Linked DNA regions of Homo sapiens: region 1 is linked to region 2. A link is an interaction called in ENCODE POLR2A ChIA-PET data of the cell type or tissue named here. Cell type or tissue: endothelial cell of umbilical vein. All regions are shown on one strand. Links, peaks and the distances in the headings refer to the core of each region. The heading gives the core; the rest is flanking DNA. Region 1 overlaps LINC02930 (long intergenic non-protein coding RNA 2930). Region 2 has its middle 44 kb from the start of PLPP4.

Region 1 (2,917 bases), core at 159-2,658, 270 kb before region 2:
CAGAAGGAAGTGTGGAGTCATGCTGAGAAGGGCCCTAACGGCTGGACCTGGCACCCAGACACATTCCCTCCCATTCTGACTTGACTGTAGCTTCTGAACTGTCTGAGAGATTAATGTCTGAAAGTCTGAGCAGAACTGGGAGCCAACCCATTTCCACTGCAGAACATCATGCACCTTAGGGCAGAATCAACATCCAAAGGAGGTGTTACAAACATTGCCAGGAGACCCTCCCGCTCCTGCTGTGGCGTCCACAGGGAGCTCTGCAGGATTACTCCTTTGATCCCATTAGGAAATCAGCCAGAGTGTCTGCAGACTCCATTTCCAGATCCATTGAGGGTAAAAATGGGAGAGGATAATTGCCAAATGAAGTATACTCCCATGTGGCATCAACAAGTCTCTCTCTTTCAGTCTTGGGGGTCGTGTGCCCTCTCGTATTCTGAAATGTCTTATCTTTAGTTGGAGAGAGGGCTGCTCATGGTTTCTGTTTTGATATCTGAGGAAATCGATCTTTAGAGCAAAACTATTTTGGAGAACCCTGCGTTATTCATCAGACAAAATGCCAAGCCAGCTCCAGGATTTGGGGCAGGGGAGACTGCGCATCTGTGGAGCTAGGATGCAGGTTGCTTTTCCCTCTGGAGGCTCCTCCCAGACCTCTGCATCCTCTTGCACTCTGATTCCTCCCACACATCGGATGTGCCTTCTTCATGGGCTCTAGAGACTCCTTCAAATGTGGCTAGAAGAAACATAGGAGCAGGTGCCAGCACAGAACAGGTCTTTCCCTGCAAATGGGATTCTGCAAAATCCTTTACTTTCCTTTAAAACATTTCTTTGTAATGGTCACTACAATACAAGGCCCACTAGGCATGTGTATGCCTCCTTCTGGACCTTCCTGGGCTGGGCTCAGATGAGGAATGTGTGTGTGTGTGTGTGTGTGTGTGTGTGTGTGTGTGTGTGTGTGTGAGACAGAGAGAGAGAGAGAGAGAGAGAGAGAGAGTCAGGAAGTGGGGCGGGGGGCGGGGGGCAGGGGTTATCTAATAAAATGAGCCAAGCAAGTTTTGTGCGTAGCTTGAGCTTCTGTCCTCCTCCCAGATAACAGACAAGCTTCCTCCCAGCTGCACTTTGTGGGTAACGCTTGTTTTGTGTCTGCCTTGGGGCCTGAATCAAACAGAGTTTGTTTATGCAGGATGTACAAGGTGTCAAACCCAAGCCTTGGTTGTGAGGAAGACGGCCTTCCTGACTGGGCCAGCTATCTCCAATGACTTGAATAATTGTCCACAGGCTGAGCAGGGCAGACACTTCTGAAGATATATATGGTCCAGACTTTTGTAAGATTCATTAATGTCTCTTGGCAACTGGCAGGGGAAAGTATAGAAAAATACATCTGAGCAAGATGATGGTGAAAGCTCACCCGGTTTGCTGTGTTCACTGAGCCATCAGCTGAGGGATAAATTCCTTCCAACCCAAGCAATAAAACTCCCTTTCTTTATTTTGATTCTGTTATACAAGGTTTTTAAAACATATGTCTAAGATGAAAACTAGTTGAATTGCTTTCCCTAGCCAATCATTCATTCAATGGATAATCGTTGTGTGCCTACTATGTGTCAGGCCATGTACTGTGCGGGGGATACCAGGTGAGTAGACAAGACAGGACAGGCCTTGTCTGTAGAACACCAGCCCTATATAGCTCTCTGTTTTAGGAAAAATTAAGAAACGCAGTAAGACCCAACAATTTTTTTAAGCTATAAAATGAGTAAGAAGAAAAATCATTCTGAAAGCCCAAAGGAAATGCATCACTCTGATTCACTCCAGATATCAAAACACCTTTTTAGAAATTTATCAGACATATTTAATGATTTATAAAATTACTTGGCCTTTTGAAACAGAAATAGAATGCCGCAGGGAAGGATAAGCGCAGGAGGCAAGGGAATCAGATAAACTAAGAAGGAAATGGAAGGGTCTAATTAAAACCTGAACTGGAGGCAAGAAAGAACAAAATTTACATAAAAACTAAATCAAGGATATTCAGGAAGAAAGTGAGTTGCTCTTCCAGAAAGCATAGGAAAAGGCAAAGACACCAAAATAATAAAAGGAAAGATACAAGATGCAGAAGATAACGAAGAAGACTGAACTAAAGTGTTACAGGTTTTCCAAAGGAAGAAAAAAAACCTAAAACTAAAATAATAAAGACATAAAAAGAAATAAACTTTCCTGAGGTGCAAGACAATATATACTTATATACAGAAGATTTGCCATGTAACAGGTAATGTTAATAAAATTAGACTCATGTCTAAAAATACCCTGGCCCTTTATTGAATTGCAAGAACAAATGTAAAATTGTACAAGTGTTTAAAACAAGAAAACAAATCAAATTAGAAATAAAAGCAAAAAGAAAAATAGATTATCTATAAGTGATTAAAAACTGGTATGATTTTTTTCCCTCTATAATGCTAAAGACTAAAACACAAAGAAGTAACAGCTAAGGAGACACGAGGACAAAGGACTGGTTCCCAGGGATTTTCCAAGGCCAAGTTGCTGGTTATGTGAAAAACTAGAAGAAAGACATTACCACAAAGACAAGAATTCAGAAAAAAATATATCTTTACTTATTTGGTGAAAAAAGAACACTTGAATATGTACATCAATTTTAAGCATGATAAGAATAAAAGCTAAGTACTTAAAATGGGAAAATCCTGGTATAAATGTGTCTATAGTAAATCCTAAAATTAGCTTAAAAGTTAAATTCAAAAGAAAATCTGATTACAAAAATAAAATTTTCAAATATATTTACTGGAAGGAAAGATAAAACAATAATTTTATAATGGAATCTATGTACACAATCACAACTTATATTAACAGAGGACAATAGAGAGAAGGAATAAGTGTAGCAAAAAGGAAACAAAAGGTAGTGCTTCATTTT
Region 2 (2,917 bases), core at 266-2,765:
TTCTGTGTCCATGTGTTCTCATTGTTCAATTCCCACCTATGAGTGAGAATATGTGGTGTTTGGTTTTTTGTTAGACTGGATTAAGAAAATGTGGCTCATATACACCATGGAATACTATGCAGCCATAAAAAATGATGAGTTCATGTCCTTTGTAGGGACATGGATGAAATTGGAAATCATCATTCTCAGTAAACTATCGCAAGAGCAGTGACTCTTATACAGAAATTTCAACACTCCTGTAGTGAGCCCATGGTGTATTAAATAGGTTGAGGGAAAGGTATGTTAAATACTGGTTAAAACTTGATCTTAACTCTTGTTGCCATTCTTTTCTAAAATAAAATGGTCCATTCTTAGAAAGTTCTAGATAATGAACACCAGGATGATTGCTTTTCAGGGAGGTGAACGCAGAGCTTGGCTGATGGTGCAAGTCCTGGGATGTGTCCTGAAGCGTTTCCATCTATGCTGCTGAATTGTCTATGGAAATGGAATGTGTTTGTGCAGAGGTGATCGGCTTCTCTCCTCAAATTAGAGAACAGCCAGGTGTTCCACGATATTGGAATTTTGCAGTACAGCCTGGATATTGGCATCACAGTCCTCCAATGGAGACGGAAATGATAGATGACCTCCTAATTTATTGTAATACCTCCAAGTGCCTATAGCACTTGAGAACCAAATGATTCAGCGCAATATTCTATTCAAACAGGCATTTTTTTCTTTTTTTTTTATTAAGCAAATGCAGATAATTTAATATTAGGCCAGCCAGAAAACTTGTTGGGTTTACTTAAGAGTAGATTTTCTTTTTTTTAAATTTGCCTGGAAGTTTTGTGATACATGTGCAGAATGTGCAGGTTTGTTACACAGGTATACATTTACCATAGTGGGTTCTGTGTGCTGTGTTCATCATGATTACCTCAGCCTTCTATTCCAGCTCTCTTAACTTGTTTTTAGCCAAGTCTATTCTCTTTCTTACAACTTCATTAATTTTTTTAAAGTTCTGTTTCTTTCTTATCTAAGACCTGATATCTGTTAATATTTTAATCTCTTCTTTAAGCTCTTGCTTTACTGAATTTAAATTCTTCCATACAGCAAAGCACTTGTTGGAATTAACCTTTCACTCATTTCTCTGACTTCTTTCCCTGTTGTGTCCTTCCCTTCGTGATCTCTAATGTTTTTACACAGTTTCATGTTGTTTTCTATTCATGGTACTCACTATGATTAAGATCTTCCATTTCAACATAGTGCAAGTGAATCATCCACAAATTTATTTTCTCATCTTTCTTGAAATTTGCTTATTTTCCTCTTAGAGCTTCTCTTCCTTTGCACTTTCATTAAAAGCACTGCCCTTGGGCTCCTGATTCTTTTTTTTTTTTTTTTTTTTTTTTTTGAGAGAGAGCGAATCTTGCTCTGTCATCAGGCTGGAGTGCTGTGGTGCAATCTTGGCTCTCTGCAACCTCTGACTCCTTGGTTCAAGCAATTCTCCTGACTCAGCCTCCTGAGTAGCTGGGATTACAGGCATGTGCCACCACACTCAGCTAATTTTTTTATTTTTAGTAGAGATGGAGCTTCACCATGTTGGCCAGGATGGTCTTGATCTCCTGACCTCGTGATCTGCCCGCCTCGGCCTCCCAAAGTGCTGGGATTGCAAGTGTGAGCCACCATACCCAGCCAGGCTCCTGCTTCTAAAGTGGTAGCTACTGCATGCCATGGGGAGGGCCATCTGCCTTCAGGGTACATTTCCTAATTCAGAATGGAGCCCTTGGCTTCCAGTGGAGACAACCAACCCCAGTGTCCACTTTCCACATTACTCCTGGCTTGTCCCATGGCCCATTTCCACTTCAATCTTAGGACTGGGGGTGGGTGGGGGGTGGAATTAGACACAAATGTTGAGGTTGGCCATGGCATTAGTCCACTGGGCAGGAGGGACTCCATCTTTCCTCTCCCTAAAGGTCTCTGCCATTTTGGCCCTGAGGATTTCTCCTCTGGGCTCCCACATTGAGAACCGAGGGAAGTTGTTCTTCCTTCGTCTCTCTGGAGCTCCTGGTGCTCTGGCTCCTGCAGTCGCCTTACCCACGCTCCCTGTCCAGGAGGGTAACCTGAAGCATGATAGCAGTTGGCTAAGGCAGCGTCTGCCCTGTGTGGACACCTGGTTTCTTTATCCTTCCTTCTGAGTGTCAGCTGGGCTTGGTTTCAGCAGTGGCCACTGTGGTAGTCAGCCCCTCTCAGCTTCTGCCTCTAGGAACTAATGGCAGAGGTCTCTCCAAATAACCCCCACAGTTCTCTGCTGACTGCCTAACCTCACACAAGCTTTCGTTTATGGAATGGGAGACACTCAAATTCTCAGCTTACTTCCCAAGCAGAGAGGAGAGACATGATTATTCACAAAGATGCCAGAGCAAATTGCTTAAAATATAAATCAGTTCATGTCATTTTCTTGCCTAAAACTCTTCAACAGCCTCTCTCATTGCATTTTGAATAAAATCCTAAGACCTCATCATGGCCCACAGCCCTCCATGGAAGAGCCTCTTCTCTCTTCCCCCATCAACTGTGCCTCTTGATGGGGATCAGGATATGCCACCCTCCAAATACGTCACTTTGGTATGAGGCTCATTGTGAGCTGAAGGCATTTGAGAATCAACAGTGGCAAGAATTCTCTTGCCTCCCGTTTGCTGCCGAAAAGCAGGATACAAATTTCCCTTTGTGAAGGTGTCCCCTTCACCCTACCAGGAACAGGAGAATAACCTTCATCACTAGAGAGAGAGTCGGCGCCAAGAAAAGTTGCCATGAGCAAACCTTACTAAAATAGCCCTTCTCTTCCATTACTTTCTCCCATATATTTTCTAGTCACTTTTCCACAACTTATTGTGCCTTGAAACCCAACCCCACCTTACTTTGCTAAAATGGTATCATATATATGCTG

The links. Peaks named below come from ENCODE experiments on the same cell type or tissue, not always from the same donor. Only the 100,000 strongest peaks of a DNase experiment are listed, where the experiment ranks them.
Region 1: POLR2A ChIA-PET joins it to region 2 with 5 read pairs; 2 of 35 experiments call an interaction of 5 or more read pairs at or near these places.

What each region holds. Positions count from the first base shown.
Region 1 is chr10:120,682,650-120,685,566 of GRCh38, reverse strand. All of the region lies in intron 2 of LINC02930 (long intergenic non-protein coding RNA 2930), which reads right to left. Among named protein-coding and RNA genes, the nearest start is that of LINC02930, 76 kb to the right of the region's middle. In endothelial cell of umbilical vein, for the core only: no CTCF peak of the experiment used is centred there; a DNase peak (open chromatin) is centred at 1,196; H3K27ac peaks cover 692 bases.
Region 2 is chr10:120,411,794-120,414,710 of GRCh38, reverse strand. No RefSeq gene overlaps it. Among named protein-coding and RNA genes, the nearest start is that of PLPP4, 44 kb to the left of the region's middle. In endothelial cell of umbilical vein, for the core only: no CTCF peak of the experiment used is centred there; no DNase peak of the experiment used is centred there.